Regions from separate parts of the Mus musculus genome. Here region 2 is linked to region 1. A link is a loop called in an ENCODE intact Hi-C map of the cell type or tissue named here. Cell type or tissue: heart. All regions are shown on one strand. Each heading gives the region's core, and the rest is flanking DNA. Links, peaks and the distances in the headings are about the cores only.

The links. A loop is a pair of places that touch in the nucleus more often than their neighbours do. Peaks named below come from ENCODE experiments on the same cell type or tissue, not always from the same donor. Only the 100,000 strongest peaks of a DNase experiment are listed, where the experiment ranks them.
Region 2: a loop joins it to region 1, with 2.9 times the contacts of the local background. A loop is called at or near these places in 3 of 42 quality-filtered maps.

Annotation. Positions count from the first base shown.
Region 1 is chr8:4,346,042-4,361,526 of GRCm38, reverse strand. It overlaps Ccl25 (chemokine (C-C motif) ligand 25), which reads right to left and starts at 11,939. Exons shown (of 6, transcript NM_009138.3): 1 at 11,872-11,939; 2 at 11,633-11,755; 3 at 7,527-7,644; 4 at 7,324-7,436; 5 at 3,838-3,934; 6 at 1,507-2,045. The coding sequence starts at 11,705. The coding sequence ends at 2,012. In heart, for the core only: no CTCF peak of the experiment used is centred there; no DNase peak of the experiment used is centred there.
Region 2 is chr8:4,397,493-4,412,977 of GRCm38, reverse strand. No RefSeq gene overlaps it. Among named protein-coding and RNA genes, the nearest start is that of Ccl25, 56 kb to the right of the region's middle. In heart, for the core only: no CTCF peak of the experiment used is centred there; DNase peaks (open chromatin) are centred at 7,917 and 8,397; H3K4me3 peaks cover 1,254 bases; H3K27ac peaks cover 1,405 bases.

The DNA.
Region 1 (15,485 bases), core at 5,047-13,046:
GCAATGATCATTTGCAAGTAAAGGTGTGTGGATAAAAAGGTATACTGTATGACACAGGGTGTCACACTACAGCTTCTACAGCAAGATGTTTTTGATTGTTTGTTGTTATTTTCTTTTGAGAAGGAGGTTGCAAAGGCAGATACAAGGGGATGGAGAGATGAGTGGGATTGGGGTATCTGACAGGAAATTCACAAAGAATCATAAAAGCTTTTTTTTTTTTTTGCAGTATAGTTAAAGAGGACCTTGAACTTCTGATCTTCCTACCTTCACCTCTAGAGATGAACTGTTAAATGAACCACGCCCCTGGCCCCTAGCAGCAGCTTTTGCTCTTACAGTTGGTCTTTGGCCCCAAATCCTACCACAAAGCTTCAAAGACCTTGCGTTTCCTGCATGGCACTGACTTTCCTGAGTGTGTCAAGGCTGGTCATAAGGAAAAGTGAGCCATTGATTAGATTTCTGTTCCACTCCTTAAGATCCAAATAGGGCAGAAAGGTTGAAGATGAAGTTAATAATCAATCATGCTGTGTGGAAACACTGCCATAAAAATATTTAACTGTGAAGTTCAAAGAGTTTCCAGATTGACAAACACATATGTGTGCCATGAAGATAGTGCATCCCTGATCCGTGACACTTTCCCCGGGGAGTTGTAAACAAACCCCTACTCATCTCAGATCAGAGTAACACCACCACCAAAGTCAGTCTTGACAAACCAGTAAGTACTGGGGTTACTTACAGGAACATGTGTGACGGAAAGGCAGCTGCATCCCTGATAGCCCATCCTGGCCTAAGTGCCTACTTACAAAAGCTGTGTGCAATTCTGGCTGTCTCTTCTTCTAGTAGTACTCACTGCTGCTTGTAAAACCTTTGCAGGGAGGGACCTTGTTCATCTGGTAAGTTTCAGGGACTTCCTGACACATGTGAACCACTAACTTTCTGAATTTTAAGGCACCTCCCTACAGGATGCACATGGAGGTCACAGGACAAACTCAGGTATCAACCTTCACTTTACACCTTGCTTGAAACGGGGTCTCTTGTTCACTGCTGCTTCCAGTGGCTCTCCTGTTTCCACCATCTTACTATGGGAGTTCTAGGATTACAAACACACTCATATCCTCACACTTGCATTGCACTCTTTATCCCTGAGTCATCTCCTCAGTCCCCTTTTGGTTTAATGTTTGTTTGTTTTTGAGACAGGGTCTTGCTTTGTATCCCAGGCTAGCTTCACACTAACGATGTGGCCCAGGCTGGCCTCAAGCATGTGATTACCCTACCTTAAACTTCTTGAGCAACACCAATTCTAGATCATCCATAGCCTTTGTAACATCCTAGAGAATAATCAAGAAATATAAGGACAGTGCTTCCTGGAGTGTTGATAAATGATGACTTAGCAAAGATGGCTAAATAAAGCGGGTGGCTGGTGGGTGTCACAGGAACCCTGATATATAACAGGTAAGTCAGAAGTATAGGCACTAATCCCCTGATGGCATACTGCACACTAGACATCACTGTCAGTCATTACTTTTTAATAGCTTTTTAAGTTTTTATTTTTTAATTCTTTGACCATTTCACATGTGTAGGCACTCTCACACACTCACTATCCTCTCGTTCCTCTCTCTCCTGTTAATGTCTTCTTCCTAACAAGCCCCTCCTACCAAACTATTCATATCCTTTTCTTTTGTATGTGGCTATTGCATTTAATTAGGGTTGCTTGCCTGAGCACAGGTTGGGGATTATATACTGAACTATGGGCAATTTACTCAAGTCACACTTCAGAAAGAGAAAAAAAATTACTCCCTTCCCTCAGCAATCATCAATAGCCAATAGCTCCTTGGTGAGTGGGAGGGCCTTTAGCGCAGTAGTTCCTTCCTCATACATGCTGAGACGTTGGTGGGTCTGGTCTTGTACAGGAAACTGTAGCTTCAGTGAGTTCATTGGCACTGGCATGCCTAGAAGACGGCACTTCAGCAGACTCCTCCCATCCTCCAGCTGGTGCTTACTCTGAGTAATTAACTTAATTGTTGGTCTTTCTGGGCATCATCACCATCCTGTGAAATAAACAATGCTAGTACTGTTCCCCTTCTGCAAATGGGAAAACTGGGGCTCTGAGAGTTTGAGTGTTCAATGGGATCAGTTTCATATGGCTGTACCCTTAACCTTTGGAATCACGTGTAATTTGCACGTAGATGGTGTCAGATGGTTGACTATTGAGACCCATATACTGAGAAGAAGGAAGCAATTCCCAAAAGTGGCCTCTAGCCTCCACTTGCTCACGGTGGCATGCACTCATGCACTCTCACACAAATGCACACACACTAAATATGTGTCTGTGTTACATTGAAGCCAAGCATGATGGCATGTATTTTAGAGGTTAAGGTAAAAGGAGCTAAAGATCCAGCCACAGCTACAGAGTTTATTCAAAGCCAAAGTGGGCAACTTAGTGAGACCTTACCTCAAAATACAAATTATAAAAAGGCTGGGGATGTAGGTCAGCAGTAGAGTGCTAGCCTCGTTTTATAAGGTCTTGGGTTCAAGCCTTATTATTGCAGAAAGAAAGAGAGGGATAAGAGGGAGGGAGAGAGGGATGAAGGAAAGAAAGTCGAAAAGGGGTAAGGGAGAAAGAAGAGGCTAGAAGTGTGGCTCAGTTGGTAGAGTGCTTGCCTAGCATGGTGTTCCATCCCCTAGCACTGCGTGAACCAGCATGGTAGTACATGCCTGTGACCACAGCACTTGGTTGATAAAGACAGGAAATCAGAAGTTCAGGGGCATCCTTGGCTACATAGGGAGTCTGGGCCAGCCTGAGGTACATGAGACTCTGGTTGGGGAAAAAAAAACAGAAAGGAATGGAGGAAGAGGAAGAGGAGGAGGAGGAAAATGAAAAAAAAAGGAAGAAAGGAGAGGGGAAGGAGGCAAGATGATTCAGCATTTGCCACCAAGGCTAACAACCTGAGTTCCAGCAGAAACCTACATTGTAGAAAGTGAGAACTGACTCCTGAAAATTGTCCTCTGACTTCCAACTGGAAACACGGTCACACACACACGCACACGCACGCGCGCACACACACACACACACACACACACATGCACACGCACGCGCACACTGTGGCAATTCTGGTTTAAAAGCACAGAAATACAAGAATGTGCTTTTGTTTTAATCCCAGATATATGTGTGAGGCTGCTTCAGATTGTTGTATGCTCTAGCAGAGGCACAGTTTTGCCAGCTGTAGATAGTTCTGTGATTGGGTGACCTCTGGAATTCTTGGAACTTTTTAGAGGATATATAAATGCTAGGGCCCTTAGAAGTGAGGTTGGTTATTGGTCGTTTAGGGAAATTGGTTCCAGTTTGTTAGTAGTTGTGCTCAAAGAAGAAACAAAAGGAAAGAAATTAGATTCAGAGATCTCTATTTCTCTCTCCCCTCTATCTTCTTTCTCTCTATCTAGTGATAGGTGAAATTGGAAGCCAGGGATAAAGGGTGGGAGAAGAACCCAAAAGTAGCAAAGACCAGCTATAAACACACACACATGCAATGGTCAATCAATGTAAACATTTTTTTAAAGGGAAGAATGGAAAACAGAAAACGGGGAGGGGGGGAGAGAAGGGAAGGGAAGGGAGAGAGAGCAAATAGTAAGTGGTATGAGAAGACACTTTCTGTTTGCTGATAGTAGATCATGTTTCACATTTGGCTTTATTGATGCTCCCTACACCAGGTAGAGGGATGAACAGCCACCTAGGAAGTTCAGGGTATGACCAAAGTCCCGGGTAAGGCCCCTGTTCCTAAGAGTAAATCCCTGTCAGCAAAGTGATTGGTGGAAGAAGGCCCCGTGCTCAAGAGTCTTTACCTGGGATGACCTAGGGTGGCACTCCTCACGCTTGTACTGTTGGGGTTCTCCACCTTGGACTTCATATGGTTTGACTTCTTCCTTTCAGTCTGAGAGTCTGTTGAAAAGTAGAGAGAAAAAGACATGTGTTCCAATGGGAGTTGTAGAGATGGCTCAGTGGTTAAGATTACTTGCTACTCTTACAGCGGACTAGGGTTGAATACCTTCTGATGCCCTCTTCTGGCCTTCACCGGCACCAGACCAGAAGAATGGTACACACACTTAAAAACAAGCATGCATACACAAAATTAAAATAAATTAATTTTAAGTGATTTTTAAAATTTTTTTTTGCTTTTTTGAGACAGGGTTTCTCTGTATAGCCCTGGCTGTCCTGGAACTCACTTTGTAGACCAGGCTGGCCTCGAACTCAAAAATCCGCCTGCCTCTGCCTCCCGAGTGCTAGGATTAAAGGTGTGCGCCACCACGCCCAGGTAAGTGATTATTTTTTAATAAAAGAATTCTAACAGCTAGGCATGGTGCTATAAAGCTGTAGCCCCAGCACAGGGCTGAATCAGTGTGATAAAGTTTGAGCCAGTTTGTGCTCATAGCCAGCTCATAACCAGCCAGGGTTACATAAGGACACCTTTTGTGGCAGTTTCTTCTGAGCTTAAAGCCATCTTAGATGAAAGCTATTAAGACACAACTTGCAGGGAGGTGAAACAACAGGATATGCTGAGCGGAGGTGAAACACATTAGGAAATTCATTAGGTTCAGGAAGTAAACAATTGAATAGCTTCAGAAAGACCCTGAAACTGATCAGATGCACCCTGCCACTCCATTCCCAAAGGTATATAAGCAGGAAAGACTACTTCAAAACATTCAAATTTAGCTAAGCAAGTTCGCCCCAGACCAGCCAAGCCTCCTGGATGAGACACTCTCCAGCTTGTTTAGCTGCCTGCAGGGTATCCAGTGTACTCCTGTTTTTCAGCTTTCTTGATCCAAGAAAAAAGCGGGGTGCGTTTTGATGAAGGTATGTTTAGTCATTTCTGCCTTTGTAAGTTAACTCCTCACCCCTATTTCTGTAAGTAACCCCAGTAGAACTCATTGATTCCTCAAGTTATATTTTGATGCATGTGGCTCACAAACATTTATAATGGGATCCAATGCCCTCCTCTGGTGTGTTTGAGGATAGCCACAGTATACTTGTATACATAAAATAAATAAATAATACGTTATAAAAACTTTTCCAAAAAAAGATTAAATAAATAAATAAATAAATAAGGAATCTCCTCAATGCCTGAGCTGGCCCCCGAGATCAGACCACAAGATTCCCACCAATCACAGGTCATTCTGGAAACCTCTGCCTCAGCTCTTAGAAACCCTATATAAGCCTGTCCCCTGCCCAGCTCCTTCTCACACAAGACTGTCGAGGAAGCCACCCTCCCTCCTGTGTCTTTTTCAATAAATTTCTTGTTTGAGGTTTGTTGTGTAGTGTGACTAATTGCCAGGATACGTCTCTGCTCTGAGCTGTAACACAGTGTGCATGTGTGTGCATACATTGTTTCTCACGTGTGTGGGCTCATTTCATATGTGCACATGTGCACGCGGAATCAGAAATTATCCTCAATTGTTCTTTGACCTTTTTCACTGAGGAAGGATCTCTCAGTTAAACCCAGAGCTGACAGTTTATTATGTGAAACACATGTCTCCATGCTCCGAGGCTAGAAATTCAGGAAAACCACCACAGCCACCCAGGGTTTATATGGATTTCTTAGGATACAAACTTCGTACTTGGACATTAAGCACTTTAACAGGTGAGCTGTCTTCTTAGCCCCTGGAGAAAAACTTAAGTCAGTAGTTAAAACAAGGATGTACGGGGAGAGAGAGCGAAGTTGGTAAAGTGCTTATCATAAAAGCCTGAGGACCCGAGCTCCGTCCCTAGCGTCCATGTAGAACCCAGGTGTGGTAGTAATTTGTAAGCCCAGCACTGACGAGACACGAAGCCAAGGTCTTGAGTTCACTGACCAACGAGCCTAATTGGAAACCCTCCCATCCCAGTAAGAGGCGTGGTCTCAGAAAACAAAGTGGAGGCAGGTGTGCGGGCACACACCTTTAATTCCAGCACTTGGGAAGCAGAGTGGGCAGATTTCTCTTGAGTTCAAGGCCAACCTGTTCTACATAATGAGTGTCAGGGCTACATTGTCTCAAAACAACAACAACAAACCAAAAGCAAAGAAATAAAAAACAAGATAGGCCTGGAGAGAATTGGTTTTTCTGTAAGCTTCATCACCTGAGCTTGACCCTCATGCCCTGTACAAAACAGGTGTGTTTCATGGCACCATGCGAGGTTCCAACAACCCTATCCAGGCCAACACCTATGAACCACAAGGACCAGCCAGGCATGATAGCCCAAAGGCATGATGTATGCAGTAGTGACACACTTCTTGGTGGTAACCAACAGTTCTTTAATTGGACTTTAGAACTTCTCAAAAAGAGCAACATCGGGCTGGTGAGATGGCTCAGTGGGTAAGAGCACCCGACTGCTCTTCCGAAGGTCCAGAGTTCAAATCCCAGCAACCACATGGTGGCTCACAACCATCTGTAACAAGATCTGACGCCCTCTTCTGGAGTGTCTGAAGACAGCTACAGTGTACTTACATATAATAAATAAAAATAAATCTTTAAAAAAAAAAAAAAGAGCAACATCATGCCTGGTACTGGAAACCCAGCAAAGTCATGGCTCTTGGAAAAGACCCTACAACCACCACTCTCCTAAGCCAGCACCATCCCTAATGACATTCTAAACATTTGTTACCCACAGATAAGTGCAGTTCTCACTAAGAACACTTCTTGGTGCAACAGCAACCACTCCAGAAGGCTAAACTAAACAAAAGGCAGAGTTGTGCCTAGTCCCAGTGGACACATCTATAAACCCTGCACCTAAGGCTCAGGAAACATTGTGGAAGAGGGAGCAAAAATATGTTAAGAGTCAGGGGCCCAGGGAGTTTGCAACAATAGACATGCTAATGTAGATGGGAGCAGTTGGACCCCAGGAGGCCTTAGCCTTAGACTAAAGAATTCTGGGGCCAGGCAGTGGTGGCTCACCCCTTAATCCCAGCACTTGGGAGGCAGAGGCAAGCGGATTTCTGAGTTTGAGGCCAGCCTGGTCTACAGAGTGAGTTCCAGTACAGCCAGGGCTACACAGAGAAACCCTGTCTCGCAAAAAAAAAAAAAAAAAAAAAAAAAAAAAAGAAAAAGAAGAGAAAGAAAAAGAAACCCTGAATAAAACAACCGTCATAAACACAACTGTTGCAAACTCATTTGCATGTAGCACACACACACCAAAGACAAAATGGAAGGCCTAGAGATGTATCTTAGTTGTAGAACACTTACCCAGAATGCTGAAGGACTCAATGCACAATGCTAAAAGGGAGAAAAAGTAAAAAGCATAGGAAATATATAATCGCTGTTTTTCTCCCTGAGATGTTGGCCTGAGGCCTTACCCACCTGAGGCGCTCTTCCAGTGGACTAGCCTTTTCCTAGCTGTCAAGATTCTCATCGCCCTCTTCACATTCATGTCCTCTGGATTCCCACACACTACTTTCTGGCGGAAGTAGAATCTACAGAAGGTGGGAAGATGAGTGCCAAGTTAGGACATGAGGATCTAAGGCAAGCATGATGCCCTCCCAGCAAAGGGAGGTCCTGCTCACCTCACAGCACGTAGGTTGCAGCTTCCACTCACTTCCTGCTGGTGATAATTCCTAGCATGCCGGAGAACATTCCATTTGATCCTGTGCTGGTAACCCAGGCAGCAGTCTTCAAAGGCACCTACAGAGCAAGTGAGATGACTCAGTGGGTAAAGGTGCTTGCCTCCTAAATTCAATCCCCAGGAACCACATAGTAGGAGCGAATCACAAATTATCCTCTGACATCTATACACATGTGGCACATGCATGTAGGTGCACACATGTACCTGAGAACTACAACACACACACACACACACACACACACACACACACACACGAGTCATAAGGTCTAAGCTAGAGTCTAATACCTAATAAAAGGACATAGTAATAAACTCTCCACTCCATTTTTATGTATAGCTCATAGGTTATACCCTCATCAGAGAAGCTTCCTTTTGTAGTAGATGGCAGTTATCCCAGAGACCCACAAATGATCAACTTTCAGGAAAAGAGACTCTGGAATTCCCAGCTATAAATGAGACATCTATATTATACTCCCTAGCCACAAGGCTCAAGGATTATCTCAGAAGAGTGGGGGCAGAAAAACTGTAAGACTTGGAGGAAGTAGACATCCTCAGGGAAAGAATAGTTGCTGGGCATGAGAAGGCCACTGCACTGTAATGAGTGCACAGACCCACCCAAGATTAAGACAGCTAGAATCCAAACAAGGGTGGATGGGTAGCTGACCAAGCCAGCTCAGTCAGTCAGCAGGTCTCCAAGAGGGAGGGAGGACTGAAAAGAAAAAGACAATTAGACAACACTATAACATGACCCCAGCCAGTTCTGAAGCTAAAGCTGGTTCATTTTTTTCCAGTCTGCTTTTCTATCATTCTAGGTACATGCAAAGAATATGGTCAGTCCTAAAGCATAAACAAAATAGTCAAGGAGCAAACAAGGCATAAACAGATAGTTAAGGAACAAACAAAGCACAAACAAAGGCCCCTTGGTTACTATATTCAGAGTCTTTTTTGTTTGTTTGCTTGTTTTTGTTTTTTCAAGACAGGGTTTCTCTGTGTAGCCCCAGCTGTCCTGGAACTCACTTTGTAGACCAGGCTGGCCTCGAACTCAGAAATCCACCTGCCTCTGCCTCCCGAGTGCTGGGATTAAAGGCGTGCACCACCACGCCCGGCCTATATTCAGAGTCTTAACAAGACCCATCAATATACAAAGATCACATTTCTCAGCTGTATTCATCTTGTGCCTACTTTCTTGTCCTAGCCCAAAGTCAAATTCCTGCCAAATTCCTAGAAGGGGGCCCCCAAAGCTCTCCAAAGACAGAGCACACTAAGTCTTAACCCTGGCTGAAGAGCTACTGGAAACCGGTGGCTGCTAAGAGAGGCTCAGTTTTCTTCAGGGATATAATCCCTGAAAGACCATCAATGTTCTAGTAGATGACAGATCATGAAACTGGATGAGGAAAGTGGTGGGGGATGAGGTGATATTGGGGGAGAGGGGAATAGGGAATGGATTTGATCAAAACATATTTGCACATATGAAATTCTCCAAAATAAATCACAAAAAGGTACCTGTAACCTGACAAGCCAGTCACACACTTGATTCCAGGTGTACATCACTAGCAGGATAACCACAGATGTGAGCATACATGCATGTTTGTGTGTGCGTGCATGCATGTGTGTGCACACAGACAGACAGACACACACACACCACCTTCTAGATACAGAGGTCACCAGGCTGCCTTGGAAAGAAAGCTTCCTGGCTTGTTCTCAGCTCTTGATATCAGGGCACTGGCAGGAACTATAGAGTGTAGGTAGGCAAAGAAACAGCCCAAAGTCCCTTCTATTTCTGCTCTGAGGTAGAGAACAGGTGCACACCTGGGGCACAACCAGTACAGCCCTAATTTCCTAAAAGTGGTTATCCAGACATTGAGGCACATGTGTATCTTTAAGCCCAGCTGGGACAGAGGATAAGGAGTTTGAAGCCAGTCTGAGCTACATGAAACCTGTCTCAAAGCACCTAGATGGTACTAGGACTATTGGCAAAGTGTTTGCCTAGCTTCCATGAGGCACTGGCTTGGATCCCCAGAAGTTCATAAACTGAGTGCGGTAGTACATTCCTAGAATCCTCGCACCTGGGAAGTAGAGGCAGGCAGATCAGAATTTCAAAATCATCCTCAGCTAGGAAGCTAGTTGGAGACCAGCCTGAGATATATGAGACCCTATCTCAATTTAAAAATATAAAAATTAGCTAGATGTAGCAGTATACACTTTTAATCCCAACATTCAGAAGGCAGAGGCAGGCAGATCTCTGAGTTCAAGGCTAGCCTGGTCTACAGAGTGTGTTCCAGCATAGCCAAGGCTATACAGGAAAACCCTGTCAAAATTTTTTTTAATTAAAAAAATTTAAAGGCCACATGTGTGGCACATGCCTTTCATTTCAGCACTCAGGAGGATCTCTAAGCATTTGAGACTAGCCTGGTCTACATAGTGAGTTCCTGGACAGTGAGTTACACATAGTGAGAAAGCTCTTGCCACCAAGCCTGATAACCTGAGTTTGACCCCATGGATCCACAGAGTGAAAGGAAAGACTTTGCAAATTATCTCCACATGGGCACTGTGCATACTGATCCACACACACGCGCACACAATAAATAAATAAATGTAAGTTGGATAAAAATATAAACAGGTTATTCAACTTTCCTGACCATCTCAGCTCCAGGTATGAGTCAGCTTGTCCCCATGTTGAATTAACTTAAATCCCTTTTCCTCTCTATACTCATCTCAGTGGCTGCTAAACTGACCTAGCCATTCTTTGCCGATTCCCCTGTTAGTCTAACAAGAGCTTAAAGATTTCTTCTTGGTACCAAAGAGCCATACAACACAGACATGAATTAGACCTAATGCTCAGGAGTATCTCAACCTGGTAGGGAAGCCAAAAATGTTATCTACATGAAAGAAGGTGCACTGGAGCTGGAGGAGGTGCCCAAGGAGGAGGAGATGATCCTAGAAAGTTCTGAGGAGAGAAGCAAATGAATAAAGAAAGTTGGCAAGACAGTGGGTTCCTCGATCTGAGGACAAGTAGAGCCTAGTAGAGGTTCAGGGACAGAGTTCATCCTCCTTGCCATTGCTCCACCTTGGCTCTTGAGGACAAGGGGCAGTGGTGTCAGATAAGAAATGGGACTTCAGGGATCCCTGACAGGTGTTTTCCAACACTGGGGGCCATTTTTCTCCCAGGATCAAAGGGCAGAGGTTGGGAGTGGCCCAGATAGCAGAATGGGAAAAAAAAAAAAGCCAAGCTTGGCTTTCTATGGGTACGGTGGAAGCTTGAAGGTGCACGACCTGTCTGTAGAAGAGCAGGCAAGGCAAAAGCAGGGATCCTGGTCCTCAACCTGGCCTGGGATTTTGCCTTGACACCTGCTGGGACTTCACAGTTTTTTCTGAGATGAAGCACCCAGTGACAGGACTCTTGGGGGATGCTTCATGCCCCTGAGAACTGGCCTTGGGTAACTGAATCCTCCAGTACCTGCTTTCCAGGAGGCCAAGAAAGAAGACAAAGATGGTTCCCTGACCACAGGGCTGGGAATCCTGTTGCAGCTGAGAGTATTTTGCAGTTCATTGGATCCTTAAATTTTCATTCCTGCTTAGCAGATGGGGACACTGAGTCCCACACAGAATAATCTTAGCCCCTTGCCTAGATTACACAGGGAGGAAAGGCAGGGAATGCAGTCTGGAGAGTCTTCAGGGTTCTGAGCTTAACTTCACATCCCCTAACTAGGCAGAAGAAGGGCATCAAAATGCATTTCTGGCTAAGTGAATTTCTCCTCAATTGGAATCCACCCTCAGGTTCCTGCAGCCCCTAAACCTCTTGAGTCTTGCAAAGGAAGCACTTCAGAATGAAAGTGAGGGATCTGGGAGTAAGTAGCTGGGGACACTTCATCTCTACCCATCTACCTCCAGTAGTACCAGGAATTCTTGTTATGCCCAACCTCCCAAGAGACACTGAAGAGTTCAAAGGATACAGAATACAGGGAGACTTCAACAAGTGGAGAAGGACAAGTGAGAAGAGAAAGCAATATGCCCAAACCGGGGCAAGGTAGGTATAGCTAAGGACAATACCTTGGGCATGGACAACCGGCATCCAGGCCCCAACAAAACAGGCAACCAGGCAGGCAAAAAGCCACAGTTTCATAGTGAAGGTTAGATCTCCTCTCCAGATACCTGAAGGTTTAAGGGGGCCACCTATAAAAGTGGAAGGAAAGACATCAGTATCTCAAGCCACCCCTGGAACTCTCTGAAAGAGAGGCAGATGGCAAAGGACTTGCTCTAGCCTCTGCTGTAGTCAGAAAAAGACTCACCAATGCCTTTCTGGTCCTGAGAGCTGGTGCCTGCTTGTAGCGTGTATTGCCTATGGGATCAGTGAACTGGCTTCATTCTTTATAGTCAGAGCCCCACCCTGCAGTGACCTGCCCCCTCTCTTCTCTCCCTCCCTCCTCCTGCTCCTCCTCTCTACCAGCTCTGTGAGACTTGGGACTTCTCTCTCCTTCAGATAGACCAAGTCCTATTTTACATCTGTCTCTGCAGGTTACCTGCCCCATGAACCTTGAGGCACTTTATGCAGCCAGGCCTCTCAATCAGTATCCCCTCCCAATACCTTATTATGTGAGGTCCAATACTGTCCGCAGCCCTCTCCCTTACAAGCTTTTTATTCCATCTCCTCACGGATCTTTTTATAGTTAGCTGCGTTTAAAAGTTTTATTATTTCTAATTTTTATTATTATTTTGTACATGAGAACAGGGCACACATAAATCATGGCGTATCTGTGGGGTCAGAGGACAACAATCTATTCTTTCCTTCCACCTTGTGGGTCTTGGGGATGAAACAAAGGTCATCTGATTTGGTGGCAGGTGCCTTTACTCACTGAGCCACGGAGCCATCTTGCCTTTTCTTGCTCTCTTGCTCTGTCCTGGCCTTAACACGTTTTCCTGAAATTTCATAATTTCTTTCTTTTTCTTTTCCTGTTTGTTTGTTTGTTTGTTTTTGTTGTTTGTTTTTTTTGAGACAGACTTTCTTTGCGTAACAGAGCCCTGGCTGTCCTGGACTCACTTTGTAGACCAGGTTTGTCTTGAACTCACAGAGATCCGACTGCCTCTGCCTCTGCCTCCCAAGTGCTGGACCATAATGTTATTTTTTAGTTGCTGAATAAAATTCCAGTTGCTGGCCCACTTTTAAAATTGTATTTATTTGGGAGGCTGGGGACATGAGAACCATGGTGATCTGGGGGCAACTTTGCAGAGTCAGTGGAGCTTGGAATCAAAGTAAGGTCATCAAGTTTTGCAGCAAACTCCTTCAGCCAGCTCCCGGTCTGGAAAGGTACACTTTCAGTGGGGCAGTGAGTGATACGGAATGAAAGCCATTCTAACAAAACTGTTTGTAACCACAACACTGGAAAGAAAGTAATGTTCTGGTTTGGAATGTGAAGCCAGGATCCAGGTGACAGCGTCTGTTGTCTGCAGGAAGCAAAACAAGATTCATTTTGAAAGCATTTCTTCTTTCCTTTGGTTAACTTGACCCTCTGGGGGATAGGGGCAAAGTGTTTAGGAAGATGGGGCGGGGCTGGACGGGGCGGGGAGGAGGAACGGGGAGGCCTGCCACAAGAACTCACAACTAACCGCTTTTAACTTTTCATCACTCGCATCCGCAGCTAGCGACACGTCCTTTCTCTGGGTATTCCTCACACTCCGAACCTCCTGTTGTATTTAATTCTACTTAGTCGGGGTCTTTTGCCCTCTCCCACCCCCTACCCCACTCCGCGGGGCAGTGGAGGGTGCTGGCCGGCTGCAGGTGAGTGAAGCTTAAGGCCCCCCAGGATGATTAGAGCTTAGAGTTCCACACACCAGAGCAAGTCATAAAGCTTTGGTCTGTGTTTGGAGAATAGCACCAGGGGGCGAGTTTTGAGGAATGGCACCTGAGGATGAATCTTGATGGTGTAGATTTGAGTAGTTTTGGTGGGTAGAACTTTACAGCCAGTTTTCAAATGAGGAAGATATAAACAGAAGAGCTTATGAAACCAGGGGGTGCTTTCTGGGTGGGGCTTACTCCGAGGGTGTGGCGTGCAATCCAGCCACTGCAGCAGATGGAGTCTTCTTGTAGAGGGGATGCAAGCCCTCACCCCTACCCTTCAGATCCATGAGCTTCTCAGGTTCCTCGGCTTCTGGATCTGGGTGGGTGAGGCTGGGTTAGGACGCTGCTCAGCGTGGCTACAGGCTTGGAGACGCAGCGTGGCAAACCAGAACCTACTGAAGCCAAGTGTCAGGGGGAGTTACTAGGAATGTGTGCCCATTTTCCCCAGCTTGGGGGTCAGGGCTTGACCCACTAGCACCCTTCATAGGGAAGAGGAGAGGAAGTCTAAGCGAGTAGCTTGTCTGCTCAAGATGTAGACAGGACTGCGAGTAGGAGACAGGATGTTCAAAGGTCCCAAGGATGTGAATTAAAGACAAAGTGCTAGGCTGGGAACGTGGCCTAGGATGTATGAAACTTAAGGTTCTAACATTACTTCCACATAAAACCGGTGACACAGATCCGTAATCCTAGCATTTGGAGAGTCAGATGAAAATAAATATCACACACACACACACACACACACACACACACACACACAGAGAGAGAGAGAGAGAGAGAGAGAGAGAGAGAGAGAGAGAGAGAGAGAGAGAGAGAGAGAGAGAGCAAGCGAGCATGGATAGCTTAAACATCCAAATTCAAGGTCTGCCTGGACTGCAGTGAGTTCAGTGAGTTTAAGAGCAACTTAGTGGCCTGGAGAGATGGCTCAGCGGTTAAGACCACTGACTGCTCTTCCAGAAGTCCTGAGTTCAAATCACAGCAACCACACGGTGGCTCACAACCATCTGGAATGGAATCCGATGCCCTCTTCTGGTGTGTCTGAAGACAGCTACAGTGTACTTGTATAAATGAAATAAATCTTTCTTAAAAAAAAAAAAGTGTTCCTGTCATAAATAAGTTCATTCCTGCTTAATAAAAAAAATCAAGACACTTATTTGTTTAAAAAAAAGGATCTGCCTTAAAATATCAAGTAAAAACGAGGGCTGTGGTAGAGTGTTTGCCTAATATATACCCCAATACCGACTGGGGAGCCCTCTGAAATGCTACAAGTCCAGCCCTGGAAAGGCCAAGATCAAAAGTCTTAGTTGTATAGTGAGATCCCCCTCTCAACAGCAAGAACAACAGAAATATTGTCCATGAAATCAGCAGTCCTGCCATGGCAGAGGGCTGTAGAGCAGAGACCTGGAGGTCATCAGCAAAGGTGCAGGGATGGGCACTGCCTGAACATCCTGGGCTGAAGTGGGCATTCTCCTGAAGTCGTTTTTACCTGTCGGATCCTCGAGTATCCTGAAGTTCTACTGGTAAGAGGCATTTGCTAGCCGGACGTGGTGTGGCGCACGCCTTTAATCACAGCACTTGGGAGGCAGAGGCAGGCGGATTTCTGAGTTCCAGGCCAGCCTGGTCTACAAAGTGAGTTCCAGGCCAGCCAGGGCTATACAGAGAAACCCTGTCTCGAAAAACCAAAAAAAAAAAAAAAAAAAAAAAAAAAAAAGAGCCATTTGCTAAGACTTTGGCAGCCCTGGCTGTCTGGGAAAAGCAGCTGGAAACCCTTCTCCATAGCTGCTCGTTTCACAGGGAGGGAGGGATACTCTGTACTCCAGACACCTACCAGCCAGTCCTCACTAACCCTGTGTCAAGCTGCTGCTTTACCGTTTATTTTTTTCCATTTTTCCTGTGTGTGCATGCGCGCGCAAGTTTTTGCATATGTGTGTGTGTGTGTGTGTGTGTATGTGTGTGTATGTGTATGCGTGTGTGTGTATGTGTGTGTATGTGTGTGTGTGTGTATGTGTGTGTGTGTATGTGTGTGTGTATGCGTGTGTGTGTATGCGTGTGCGTATGTGCGTGCGTGTG
Region 2 (15,485 bases), core at 4,460-12,459, 52 kb before region 1:
TGTTTACCTAACTAGTAAACTCCAGATTTGGGGCAGGGTAGGACGCTGACAAGCAGATTCTCAGTGAGCACGAATGACCACAGGAAGAGAGGCTGAGCAGGCACATATGACATCACTTACGTAGGTGCAAGGTCTTCTGTCTTCCAGGAAAGCTAACTCACACCCAGCCTGTTGGTCCTTCCTAGTCTGCAGAAAACAACCCTGTGGTCACACCCAACATAAAGTCCTGAGCCGCTCCCCAGTGTTTTAACACAGCCTGGGAAATATCCATTCCAGAGCCCTTCTTCACGTTCTCACAGAGGGCTTGGAATGTGTAAAACCCAATAGAGGTGGGTAGAATGTTGAGGTAGCCTTGCTTGTCATCTGGGTGTGACGCATCAGTTGTGTTTCTTTTAAAATCTTTTTGTTTTGTTTTGTTTTTGTTTTTGTTTTTTTTTTGCTTTTTGAGACAAGTTTTCTGTGTGTAGCCCTAGCTGTCCTGAACTCACTCTGCAGTCCAGGCTAGCCTCAAAGTTAGAGATCTGCCTACCTCTTCCTCCTGAGTGCATGGGTTAAAGGAGTGTGCTACAACCTCCTGTTTGGTTGTACTCTTTAACCCTTAGCATCTAAGACTATCCACACAAGATTGGGCCCATTAACCTCCTACCATGTAAATCAGGGAGCGTTCACAAGTCTCTGCCCCTCCCTAAAAATCTATAAACAGACAGTTCATGGTTGCTAGGAAAGTAGAGATATTTCCTTCAGTAGGCTAGCCACTGGTAAGGAAGCTTTTGCTGTCCATTTCCCCATGACAATGGACTGTACCTTTCTGGAACAGTAGGCCAAAATGAATCCTTCCTCACTGAATCTGTTCTCTCAGGGTGTTTCTAAGTCTGCAACAAGAAAGGAGCATGGTTTTTGGCATGAGAAGTGCCTCCATAGGCTCATGTGTTTGAACCCTTTGTCCCCTGCGGTTGGCTCTGTTTGGGAGTTTATGCAATCTCTAGGACATAGAGTCTCATTGAGGATTAAGATCATGCAGGGATTAAGGCACTGAAATCAAGCTTTGACACTTAGCCTTGACCCACTTCAAGGTCTTATTTCCTGTTCCCTGTGTGCTGTGGAGATGTGATATTTCAACTTTCTGCTGCCGTGCCTTCCCCACTTTTATGGACATCTAGCCTGCTTGAATGTTGTTTTTGTCATAGCGTTTTATCATAGACACACACACCAAAAAAAATAGAACAGTAATTAAGACACAGACTGAGCCATTTGCCCAAGCTCCGGACACTGGAATATCAGGAGGACACGTCTAAAACCAGAAGAAGAAAGAGTTCTGGTGTGTGTCCTCACTTCCAATCTCAGTCCTCACCCTGGTTGTGGAATATGGGTGATGTCAAGGATATCTTAGAGCCTCAGTTTCATCATCTGGGTAATAAATGTCAGCAAAGCCTCAGGAACATATTGTGAGAGTTAAAATGTACACACAAAAGGGAGGTGGGGTGTACTTCCATAGGTGTATTTCCATAGGTGAACAGGATTTCATGGGGGTCAGCTGCATTCCCTGCCTTATCTCCTCCTCATAGCCTTCCCCAGGTCCTCATTCACACTCATTCCCAGGCATCAAGCCAAACTTATCCAGCCATGTGCTCCAGTTTCCCTTCCACCGGCTGTTCCCCGGGTGCAGACAAAGAAAGCCCTGTCCCTAGCCACCCACCCCAGCAGGCCCGGCACACTCTATAAACTTGACTGTAAGTATCCACCCTCCCCCACCCACCATGTCACTATTATTGGACTTATTGGAGTCACAGCTTGGACCCTAAGATTGTCAGTTCCTAGATAAGCCAATTAAAATGGCCAAATTAAAAGGAAAGTGGGAGAGGGTAGATTTATTCAATGTTGACCACATTGGGAAGACAGACGAAGGGATACAATGATCCCCTTGCTCCCAAAGTCCATCTCTGGGATTCTCAAGAGGTTACAGTTTAAGTAGAGGCCACAGCTATTCATGCCTAAGCAGTCTCCCATCGAGGTGTGGTCCTGTCCACCACTGACCAGTCAGTGTCTCTTCTGTAAGAGGTTTAGAAATCATAAATGTCTTTCCAGTTGAAAGCCTCTCCTCTCGCCCTGGTTTTAGGCTCTTCTCTCCTCCAAACATAAGAGACCCAAGGGAATTCCAGTTTTGTGGGGATCCATTGTTGCCACAATCTAGCGATCTAAGCCAGGGCTGCAAGTGTCTCTGCAAACTGTCTCCAGTTCAGCTTAAACAGTCAGTCAGAACACCCAGTCTCCAGCCTCAGCCTTAGGCTTTTGAGAACACCCTACCTACTCTTTCCAGATCCTTAGCTCTGGCTCACTCCCAGCGCTTGGGAGGCAGAGGCAGGTGGAGTTCTGAGTTTGAGGCCAGCCTGGTCTACAAAGTGAGTTCCAGGACAGCCAGGGCTGTACAGAGAAACCCTGTCTCGAAGAAAAAAAAAAAAATCCCTTCACTCTAGGCTTGCAGCTTTAAATCCTGTCCCTCAAAGGAGCCTCTGGGGATGCACAGAAATCAAAGGATGGGATCTATAGAAGTGTAAGCGATGGGCTGGGCTTAATGAGAATGACATGGGAGGGTGTGAAAGGGGGATCTCAGTGGTATGACATCATGACCTCAACCAGTAACAACATCACTATGAGAACAGGGAGAATGTGAAAACATTTGATGTCAAAAGGTGGTATGGGGCTGGTGAGATGGCTCAGCAGGTACGAGCACCCGACTGCTCTTCCGAAGGTCCTGAGTTCAAATCCCAGCAACCACATGGTGGCTTACAACCATCCGTAATGACATCTGACGCCCTCTTCTGGTGTGTCTGAAGACAGCTACAGTGTACTTACATATAATAAATAAATAAATAAATAAATAAATAAAGGTGGTATGGTGGTAGACATCTGTAATTCCAACCCTTGAGGGGATGAAGCAGGAAGATCAGAAGTTCAAGGTCATTCTCAGGTCCATAGGCCAATCTTGGTTATCAACTTGACTACATCTGGAGTCAAACCCCAAACATCTGGGCACGCCTTCGAGGGATTTTCTTAACTGAATAGCTTCAGTTGGGAAGACCCATGCTAAATCGAGGCCACACATTCTGGTAGCAGAAGCCCACCAACTGTTTATAGGATCCCAAATGGTCAGCCCTTGAAGCATATACATACAAATAGCACCATACAGAATGAGCAGGTGAAGGGTTGTGGGTCCTGCGTCCGCTCTGCCACAGGACTCCTCAGGATGCCGGGAGTTTACCCCACAACATCCCTTGGAGGCTGTTGGGCCATAGGGAAGTCCTGGGACACCACTAAGGGGGCGGAGGAGCACAGTCTGAGATGTGGGACCGCCAGAGCCATGGAGTTCCCAGGCTCTTGGACATCCAGGCACCGCTGGAAGTCACAGAAGATCTGAGAATGGAATCTGGGCCCAAGGGCTGGGCCTAGCCAGGGTAGAAGAGAGTCCCACCGGGAGAGTCCTTGGCTTGATGGCTGCAGGTTTGGGCTTGGTGCAATTATGGCTGGGAGTGCAGTGAGACCTTCTACGGAGACTAGACAGTGTCTCTATAGGCAAAGCCCTTCTCCAAGGCTCCCCACGGTGGATCCCGATGAAAGAGGTGGTCTGTGGTTCTAGACCATTTATTGCCATGATGGGAAGTAGATGTATAAAACCATATCCCATTCTCAGGGTGGGCCTGAGGAGTGTTGGGGAAGAAGAGCTTATTGGCTAAGCCCTCCAGGCCTTTAGGTACCTCATTAGAATGGAGCTCTCTATCTTGAGCCTGAGTGACCATACTTCATGTCACTTTTCCTCATCTACATGTGGAGGTCTTGGGGCATTGCCCTTACAAGACTAATGGTCACAAAACTATGCAGGGATGCAGCTAGTGACAGGTGCCTGGTGCCCGGGAATTCAGGATCTCCGAGGCTTCTAGCCTTACATCGACTGGGAACCAGGCTACCTTTCACAATCCCACAAGCTGGTGGTAGTTCTGTATTTAGGAATTATATGTGTGTGTGTGTGTGTGTGTGTGTGTGTGTGTGTGTGCGTGCGCGCGCGCCAACAATTAAAGAAAAAGAGGCTGCGATGGGGTGCATGGAACAGGTGGGAGGAAGAGAGGGAAGAGGTAAATATATTCACCAAAAATATGCATATAAAAAAAAAGACCACAGAAAAGGTCTTCACTCTTGCTGGCAAGTTCACCTATCCTTTCCAGTACTAGAATCAATTTTATTGGGGTTCCAATGTAGGTTGAAGACCAGCAGCTCTCTAGGAATCTTCTCTGCAGCACTAGATTGGGACTGCTGAGACACCCAGCCTGGTGTGTGAGGAGCAGGTGTGGCAGCAGTCCCTAGATGGCGCCCGGGACTGCAGCTAAGTCTTATGACTTGCACTTGACTTCCTCATACACCTGAAAATAAGCCACGACCATCATGAGAGCTGCGCAGGTGCACCATGATGCTGGTGGTGTAAACAAGTCCATATTTGGTGGAGACATACCCCTGCCGCCCTGATTGGCTGAAGCTGTGTGCCTGGTGAGGTGGCGTGGCCAGAGTGGATGGGGGCTGAGAGTATATAAGCAGACCTCCCTGGGTTCCCGGGGTCCCCGTAGCAGCATCAAGGCGTTCGTGCAATAAAGGCTGTTGAGAAGAATCCGACCGTGTTGTGTCTTCCTTGCCGGCCGAGGTGGGCGCAACACTGGTGGACTAAACAACTACCCAATTCTTAAAATTTCCTTTGTGAGACAGCCATTGTTGGACTTCCAAGACCATAGCCTGTAAACCATTCTAATAAACCACAGGTATGCATGTAGCCTTGCTGGCACGTATACATACACACAGAGAGACACAGACACACACACAGACCCACAAACACACTCATTCTATAGTTCTGTTTCTTTAGAGGAGTCGGACTAATACAGTGAGTAGGAGAATAGCATAGGCTATATGAGACCCTGCCTTAAACAATCAAATACCAGAGAACAAAGACTCTTTAGAGATTGCTCAGAGAGTAAAGTGCTCACTACTCAAGGACAAGGACCTGAGTTCAGGTTCCCAGCACCCACATAGAAGTTAGAGATGATATTGCACACATGTAAACCCAGAATGAGGTGGGGGACAAGACAGGAAAACATCTGACAACTGCTGACCAACCAGTCTAGACAAAAACAGCAGGTTCACTGAGAAGCCTTTTCTCAAAAAAAAAAAAAAAAAAAAAAAAGACAGGGGTCATCAATATTGCTTGGTAGGTAATGACATCTGCTACCAAGATCTGATCCTAGGCATGTGATCTGAACACCTGGGCCTGATTTCCAGGAACTATAAACTGTGTGTAATCTATACCCATGCACCTCACACAAACATAACACAAATAAAACACATGCAATTAAAAAATTAAGCAATACTTGACCTATGTTGACTTCTAGAAGACACTCAAGTACCAGAGACCAGATAATTTGTAAAGAACATAAGCGTAAACCAGGCATGGTGGTACTTGTCTATTCTCTTGGCACTTGAAAGGCCCAAGCGCAGGGCCTTCAAAGCATTTCAGGAGGGAGTCTAATGTTTGGTGACAAAGGACAATGTGTATGAATGTATGAGATAAAAGATCCAGACATGGTCGTCCATGTTTTCAATCCTGACATTCACAAGGCTGAAGCAGTTTAAAGCTAGCCGGGGTCACATAGCAAGACTCTGCCTCCACAAGGAAATTAAGCAGAGAAGTATAAGGTAATAGCGGACACAAGGTAGCAGTGGGATGTCAAGACAAGATGGGTTTCAGTAGGACTTGGTGCAGGTCAGAAACAATAACAGGAAACGAGAATTCAAGAAAAATTGGCTCCGTTTCTAAAGTGCTTGCATTGCAAGCATGAAAATCTAAATATGATCCTTAGAGTCTCTGTTTTTAAAAGCCAGGCACAGTGGCACAAGCTTGCCATCCTCCATGAGGAGGAGGAGATGAAAGATCCCTGGGGCTTATCATTCAGTCAACCCTGCCTAATTGGCCAGCTCTGGTCCTGTGAGAGATCCTTTCTCAAAAATGAGATGATGACTCCTGAGGAATGACACTTGAGATTGCTCTCTGACCAGTACACATACACACATACATACATACACACACACACACACACACACACACACACACACAGAACCTGTCCTGGTTTGCTTTATTACTATGATAAACAACACATCTAAAAGCAACATAGTGAGAAAAAAAGGGTTTAATGGAAACAAAATAAGATATGATACACTAAAGTCTTATCTTCAAGCCTGTCAAGTTGAAAGCACTCAACACCACTTTAAATTATTTTTGTTTCATTTTTTATTTTGGTTTGGGTGTGTTTATTTGTTTTGTTTTGTGTGTCTTTCAGGACAGGGTTTCTCTGTTTATACCTAGCTGTTTTGGAACTCACTCTGTAGACCAGGATGGCCTCGAACTCAAGAGATACGACTGCCTCTGGGATTAAAAGCATTTATCGCCACCACCTGGCACCACTTCAAGTTATTATGCTGTATTTATTTTCAATATTCTGGAAGTGCTATGATGATGCACGGTCAGGACATTTAGTTTTGGGGATTAAACAGAGTAAGCTAATGTCTGGGGGACGGGAGATTAAAACAAATTGGGCTTACTAGCTACACAGAATTTTGCTGGGTGGAGTTAACAATTTTAGATCCAAGAAACAGCTTCTGTCAAGACCCCATATTCAGGATTATTGGTGGTATGTTCCCAAAGAGGTGAAGAATTTGCCAGAACTGTCAATGAGAGAAATGTCTCTGTAGTCTGGGGGATGCAGCTCAGCCATAAAGAGGAGCCGCCTAAAATCCCCCCACTAGGGGTTAGAAACAGGCTCATCAGTAGAGCACTGGTTTTAGTATGTGAGGCTCTAAATTCAATCTCCAGAAATTGAGCTGAAATGCTGAATTCTACATCTTCTCTATGCTAAAGTCTTTATTTTGTCTCAAAGGAAGCAAACGGTGTCCAGGAAGATAAACCTGAAGCTATCTCTCTAGTCCGCACACTCATGAGTACACACATATAAAACTAAAGAATTGCATACATCTCTGAGAGATTTGAAGTGGAAAGACACATTTTAATTCAGATCTTTGGAAGTGAGAAGGTGCCCCTTAAGTCTGACCCACACCTCTGGTGAAAGCCTATGTAAAGTACATGGAAGAAAGAAGCTCTTGTCTGTTGCCCTCGCTCTTGCTGGCAAGTTCATCTCTTCACTGGCATTAGAGCCTACTCCTTCAGAATTCTAGCCTTATACAGAAGACCAGCTGAGATAGCCAGCCTCATGGACTGAACTACTGGATTCTTAAACTTTTCTTTGGACTTAGCCATTGTTGAACTAGCTGGACCACAGCCTGTAAACTACTCTATATACATATATGTGTCTCACACACACACACACACACACACACACACACACACACACACACCTGTTCTATTCCTGTTCCTCTAGGGAACACTGACTAATACACAGGTGAATTTCCAGTGCCACACTTGGAATTCTCCTTGCCCCATGAAGAAAGAGGCAAGAACATGGGAGACTTCCCAATTAAGTCTCAGGACCTCCCTGTGCCCATGGCCTTTTGATCACCTCACCCCACCTCAGGGCCACCCCCAACTCTATTGTCACTAGTAACGTGCCCCCTAGGAGGCTCCAATTCCAGGAACCCCTTGCATCTTTGCAACTCTTTGGAATTGCAAGCCAGCTTCAAGCCTTTCCTGGCTTCATTCTCCCCGCTCAGGCTCAGAAGTGCAACCGCACCCTCCCTCAAACTCCTCCTTCAATTCGGAGCTCAGCCTTCCCAGGCTTTCGCCTTGCTTTCTCAGGCGTGGTACTGAGAAGGGGTGACCACCGGGAACGCGGAGGAGGAGAGGTCCAGAAGTTGCCAGAGGGCGCCTGACCGACTGGGACCCGGCCAGGGATTCCTTTGTCTGCAGCCCTGCATATACTGGCCCAGCCCCTTCCTTTCTCCAGTCTCCTGGGCGCACTTTTGTAGGGTGCCGGGAAATCAAGTATTCTGCAGGAGAACAAGGGTTTCCAGGTTCTGAACCGCAAGTGAGGGCGGAGGACCACTCCGAGGGTCCAAAGAAGTTCTGTAGTTTTGTCGGCTGCAGATCGCTGCACATACACTCTCAAGGGTGTCTCCTTCCTGGAATTCCTGGTTCTCGCTCAGGCAGAGGTGGAAGCGATAGGGAGGTGGAGAAGCGCGAATCTTCCTATACAAGTTCCTTTGAGGCAAATCATTCATTAAACAAACCCTGGGGAAATAGTTTTAGGAGCTGGAGAGTGTGGGAGGGTCCAATGAGATCTCTCAGTCTCTACTCTGAGTCTCTCCCGCCCCTGCCTTATCTCCCTTTGCTCCCCACCCCCATTCCTGGAAGGTGGCGGTGAGAGCGGAAGCTGCCAGGAGCAAGGACTAGCCAGGAAGGTCATCAGATTGAATTGGAATCAGGACAGTCATCCCCTTCCCCGGCCAGTTCTATACTACCACGCTAAGTCAGCAGTTCTCAGCCTTTGGCAAATTTCCACTTCCATTATGATTCATAACAGTAGCAAAATTGCAGTTAAAACGTAGCAACAAAAATAATGTAATGGTTGCGGTCACCACAAGGAAGATTGAGAACCACTGTTCTGAGTTAACAACAGTTTAGTAACGTCTCATCAGACTTTCACTTCATCTCAAGGTCCAGTTTTCACTCTGCAATCTGTTTTTGAGACAGAGTTTTACTATATATAGCGCAGAAGGCTTTGAATCCACTATCTTTTTGCCTGCATTTCCCCAGATGATGACACGTGTACGCACTGTGTCAGGTTTATGCAGAGCTGGCTGGGGATCAAACCCAGCTTTCATGAATGCTGGGTAATCACTCTGCCAACCGAGCTACGTCCCCAGTCTCCACCCAAACTATTTTACAAAGGAAATATAACACACTATTTTTATTACATTTTAGAAATGTATTTAGTTGGGGGGGGGCAGGGAAAGCATGGCTAGAGGTCAGAGAACAATTTGTGGGAGCTGGCTCTCTTCACTGTGTGGGTCCAGGTGGATCAAACTCAAGTTCTCAAGTCCTTTACTGGGCTGAACCTTCTCACCAGTCTACGCTTTTGAAGAATCATCTCAGTCTGGAGTAGAGCAAACCTTATCTTGCCACATTCATTCTTCCTGGCCAAGGAGAGAGCCAGCCATTTTGGGAGATGGGGTGGGTGGGTAGACATTGTATCCTCTTACTAACCATGTGATAGTCTTGCTTTGCCCACAGGTGAACTAGATACAAATGTCAAAATACCCAGCTGTCTCCTTCTACTTACTCATTTAAGTGTGGGATGTGTGAGTATGTGTGCATGTGTGGTATACACATACACACATACATACACGTGGAGGCCAGAGGTCAACCTCAGGTACTGTTCCTCAGGCACTGTCTGCTTTGATTCCTGAGACCTGCAGGGTCTGACCTAAGATTCCACAAGTAGCCTCGACTGTCTCGCCAGTGAGACAGAGATCGGCCTGTCTCCTCCTCCCCAGTGCCAGGATAAAGAACATGCACCACAGGGCTATGCTGTATGTCTCGACGTCAGTTCCGAGCAATTGTCGATCGTCCAGAGAGCTTAGGTTCAATTCCCAGCACCCACGTGAAGTTCAGTCCCTAGGACCCACTAAAAAATGATAGCTCTGAGCATGAGAAGACAGAAGGATCCTGGGGCTCATTCACCAGCCAGCCTAGCCTACTTGAGGAGTTGAGTAGAGCGAGAAGTCCCATCTCAAAACAAAACAGGGCAATGGCTCCTGAGAATGACTTGTGACCTCCACATGCACATAAACATGCACATGTACACATGCGTGCACATACACAAACACACGAAAAAAATAATCATACCTCTCTCAAGAAGCTTGCCTTGGATATTATTTACCTTCCCTCCCAAGCTAGAACCAGTGTCTTTCCAGGTGGCCTCCCCACTGCTCTTTACCCTACGGGGCGCCTCCTCACCATGCAGTTCACCCGGAGCTGACTCTGCTTGCTCCCTGCATCCTCCAAAGACACATCATGACTCTGGAAGGCCCATGTTGGAGAATCTGGAGCCTTTCATACAGCCTGGGACCCTCCAGCTCAGATCCGGTTCTATCATGCATGGAAAATGGCCAAGGCCACTGGGATGGGGCCCCGGAACCTGCTCAAGTCCAGGTCATGTAAGATGAGGCGGGCCTGACATCATTTTGCAGGGATGCCTGATACCTGGGATGCTGAAAGGCACCTGGGGTATGGGCAGGGAAGGACTATCCTAGGGTGAGAAGACAGGTGGCGACATCACCCTTTTTCTCCCAAAGACCCTATATATGTGGTCCCCACTTTCATGCCTACTGCTGCCCCGGATGAAGGACAATGCCTGGCAGGAGTCAATGTATTGTTTGTGTTGAAGCATGGAAATGGAGGGTACAGAGAGGGGTGCTTGGGGGTCCACCCAGCCACTTGTCAGCAATCCCAACCTTGACCACATATGGAGTTGGAACTTAGGCTGAGGTTGCTGGGTGAGCTGCACTAGTATCCCACACTTTTGTCCTTAAACTCTAGAGTGACATGCTGCCTTTGATTCTCTCTTTTAAAAGTTTTTTTTTTTCATTTATTTTGTTGGGTGTGTGGGGCAGGCTGTGGTGTACATGTGGAGATCAGAAGGCAGATTCCAGTAATATGTTCTCTCCTTCTACCCCCTAGGTCTTGGGTATCAAAAAGTCATCCAGCTTGGAAGCAAGCACTTTACCTCCTCAATCATCTTTTACCCACCTTGCATTCGTTTCTTTTGCCATCCCACATTGCCATTCTGTCTCTCTCCTGTCCTCTTCCCTGACTCCATGCTTCTTTGGGCGCCTCACACTGTCTTTATGTCAACCTCACATCTTCTTCCCAAAATCAAGCATCTCTACTTCTAGATTCTGAATCCCATCATCAGAGACCCCACCACTCCAGCCTCTGTGCCACACAGTTCAGCTCTCTTGCCCAAATCACCTCTCCTGATGATCTAGCAAAATCTTGGAACTGTAGGTTATACCTCCTTCACAGACTAGATGGAGACTTGGAGGGTGTCCCATGTATAAGGGTGTGAATAGAAGTGTGGCTGGGGAGGACCCACTGACTCACCCTGGGGCTTCTGCCAGCCTGGCCATCATGGGCTTACGAGTGACATATAACTTGAGTCCTTCCCTTCTCTCTTCCTTCACACCTTCATCCTTTTTTGTTCTTCCTCCTACTCCTTCCTTAAATCCCACCCACCCATCTTTCCTGACACATCCTCCCAAGTGCTGAGTTGATATATGTACTCTATCACTGTACTGCTGGGTAGGAGTTAGTTGTTTTATGTGTGCATGTTGAGCATGTGGAGGCACGAGTGCCATGACTCATGTAGAAGTCAGAGGAGTTTTCTGGAGTCAGTTCTTTTCTTCCACCTTTACATAAGTTCTGAGAATTAAGGTCAAGGCATCAGGTTTATGTAGCAAGTGCTTATTCCCAATGAGCCATCTCAAAGGCCCAGGGCCCTGATCCTGATGCTGTATACTGCCTTTCCAACTGTCTGCAGGCACACCTGCGGCAATGGTTTTTGCTCCCAGCCCAATCTGTGTACCTGTGTGGATGGGACCTTGATCCCCAGCTTTGGAGTAAGTAGAAGTGAGTGGGCAGTGGCCTCTTGGGGGAGGAAGAGAAGATTCTAGGAACTTGAATGTCACTAGGAGCCTAGGTTGGTTTTGTTTTGCTGGACCTGGTCAGACCCTCATGGAACATCGTTACTTCACTGTATGTTTCTAATGATCCATAGCATCATTGGGGTGTAGCATGAGCTGTGTGACTGGGGGAAGCTGCCGAGGGAAGTCCTGTCTACACTGAAAGACCCACAGCATGAGGACTCCCCCACATTCTGACTCAGGAGAGGCAACACCCCAAATCACTCACAAGAAACGGTCTTGATGCAAACTGCAAGAGGTTTATTCAGGAAAGACCAGTGCACTGGGGACAACTTGTATCCCACGCAGGGGTAGAGGAGTCGACGATGAGCTCAAGGGGTAAGGGGTTTATGTAGACACACAAACCACAAACACCTGCCATTGGGCTATAAAGGCAAAAAACTGCAAACTCCTGACATCTTGGAACAATGGGGCTATTTTGGACACAGGTCTAGGGGCTTAAATAATGTTTTACTCTCTGTCAGGATCTTTTAATGCCAGAAAGGCTGTATAGGCACTGTGTGTGGACAACATGAGTACCTGGATTGCTGCCCTCACTTACACATTGGAATCCCAGATGGTGGGTCCCTTCATCCCTTTCCCACTCTCCATGACAATTCATCTAAGATCAAAGATCAGAGGTGACAAGCTCATTGTACAGTCTCTGTGTGAGTGGATGTGTGTGTGTGTGTGTGTGTGTGTGTGTGTGTGTTGTTTAGGGGGTAGTTTGTGCAGATGTGCAAGAATGCGTGGATATGTGCCTGTGGAGGCCAGAGATCGATGTTAGGTATTTCCACCAGTTGTTCTCCACTTTATTTTTTGAGACAGGGTCTCTCATTGAACCTGGAGCTCATCTATTCAGATAGGATACCTAGTCAGTGAGCTTTCAGAGACCCACCTGTCTCTGGCTCCCTAGCTATGAACTCACAGAGACCATTGCTTGTAGTTTTGGCATGGGTGCCAAGAATCTGAACTTAGATCCCCATGTTTACACGACAAAGCCCTTTACTGACTAAGCTTCCCCACATTATCCAGTTGGTGGGTATCTCCGGATAAAGAAAGGCTTACTTAGGTTCCAACCTCCTCTGCTTCTAGGAAACCTTCAGTCATCCTCCCCTATCTGTCCACAAACACTGTAACAGAAGTCGCTGTATCAGGCCAAACCTCTGTGCATGTGTATATGGATTCACGGGGCCTTGGTGTGAGAGAGGTACTGAGAAGAACTTGGGGAGGAAAATAGGCAGTGAACAAGAGATGGCTGGATTCTGGGCAGATAGCTGGCTCCTTTGCTACTCCCAGGGAAGTCTGAGAACAATGACTTTCTTTTGCTTATCCACTCTGCATAGCAGCTGTTACTCATTGGCAAAGAGTGAGGCACCATGGTGAGTCCTACTTTGGAAAAGCTGGTGTTGGTCTGGGAATAGGAAGAAGAAAACACTAACCTTGGGATTAATTGCCATAATAAGGGGGATCTGAAGGTCAGAGAGGTCAGGAATCATGGGGTCAAAGAGGGTTTTCTGGGGAAACGACCTCCCAGCTGACTCTTGAAAGGTTTTCTTTGTTTGTTTTGCTTTTGGGTTTGGGGTTTTGTTTTTGTTTTTGTTTTTTCTGTTTTCTATGTTTCTATGAAGGCCTCCTAGGGATATCAACCAAACATGGGATACCACGTTGCAGTAAGACTAGGCATATCCATTCATATTAAGACTGGTCAAGGCAACCCAGTAGGAAAAAGGGGTGGGGATCCCAAAAGCAGGCAAAAGCTTCAGAGACAGACCCCACTCCCTCTGTTAAGAGTCCCACAAGAATACCAAGCTACAAAACGATGAAATATATGCCTTTATGTGTATGTACTAATGCTACAGAGCATGCAGAAGTCAGAGGGCGACTTGCAGGAGTGAATTCTCTTTCCACCATGTGGGGTTTGAGGATCAAACTCGGGCTATTAAGCTCGGTGGCAAGTACATGTACTCTCTGAGCCACCTCCCAAGTCAAGATTTTCACATCTTAAGACAAGTCACACTGAGTTACCCAGGTAGTCCTGGATTTTAATATTTGGTCCAGGTTGACCTCAAGCTCACGCTTGATCCTCTTGCCTCAAGCTTCTCCTAGGCTCACAGGCATGTGCCACCATGCTCACCTGAACACTGGCTCTGAAAATGATTGGTAGGTAGAGCATGGATGGACAAACTTCTTTATTGAAACCATTTTTTTTCTTTTCCCCACCCCACCTCTACCATCACTGGCCCTCTGTCTCTGTCACTAGAGATTGGACTCAGTTCTTGCTTGAGAGCTAATCTGGCACTCTACAACTGAACCATGCCTCCTTCCACAGCCCTAGGAGATTCTAGGCAGAAGCACTACCCTTGAGCCACTCCCCAACCGCTCAGTGAAGAATTGTAGGCTTGTGTTTAATGATTAGCCATGTCCCAGGCCTCTTTTTACCTAAATTTTTTTTGAGATTTTAAAACATTTTATTGAAATTACTCACTTTTTTTTCCATTTTTATTAGGTATTTAACTCATTTACATTTCCAATGCTATACCAAAAGTCCCCCATATCCACCCACCCCCACTCCCCTGCCCACCCACTCCCCCTTTTTGGCCCTGGTGTTCCCCTGTACTGGGGCATATAAAGTTTGCAAGTCCAATGGGCCTCTCTTTGCAGTGATGGCCGACTAGGCCATCTTTTGATATATATGCAGCTAGAGTCAAGAGCTCCGGGGTACTGGTTAGTTCTTAATGTTGTTCCACCTATAGGGTTGCAGATCCCTTTAGCTCCTTGGCTACTTTCTCTAGCTCCTCCATTGGGAGCCCTATGATCCATCCATTAGCTGACTGTGAGCATCCACTTCTGTGTTTGCTAGGCCCCGGCATAGTCTCACAAGAGACAGCTACATCTGGGTCCTTTCAATAAAATCTTGCTAGTGTATGCAATGGTGTCAGCGTTTGGATGCTGATTATGGGGTGGATCCCTGGATATGGCAGTCTCTACATGGTCCATCCTTTCATCTCAGCTCCAAACTTTGTCTCTGTAACTCCTTCCATGGGTGTTTTGTTCCCAAATTTAAGGAGGGGCATAGTGTCCACACTTCAGTCTTCATTCTTCTTGAGTTTCATGTGTTTAGCAAATTATATCTTATATCTTGGGTATCCTAGGTTTGGGGCTAATATCCACTTATCAGTGAATACATATTGTGTGAGTTTCTTTGTGAATGTGTTACCTCACTCAGGATGATGCCCTCCAGGTCCATCCATTTGGCTAGGAATTTCATAAATTCATTCTTTTTAATAGCTGAGTAGTACTCCATTGTGTAGATGTACCACATTTTCTGTATCCATTCCTCTGTTGAGGGGCATCTAGGTTCTTTCCAGCTTCTGGCTATTATAAATAAGGCTGCTATGAACATAGTGGAGCATGTGTCCTTCTTACCTGTTGGGGCATCTTCTGGATATATGCCCAGGAGAGGTATTGCTGGATCCTCCGGTAGTACTATGTCCAGTTTTCTGAGGAACCGCCAGACTGATTTCCAGAGTGGTTGTACAAGCCTGCACTCCCACCAACAATGGAGGAGTGTTCCTCTTTCTCCACATCCACGCCAGCATCTGCTGTCACCTGAATTTTTGATCTTAGCCATTCTGACTGGTGTGAGGTGGAATCTCAGGGTTGTTTTGATTTGCATTTTCCCTGATGATTAAGGATGTTGAACATTTTTTCAAGTGCTTCTCTGCCATTCGGTATTCCTCAGGTGAGAATTCTTTGTT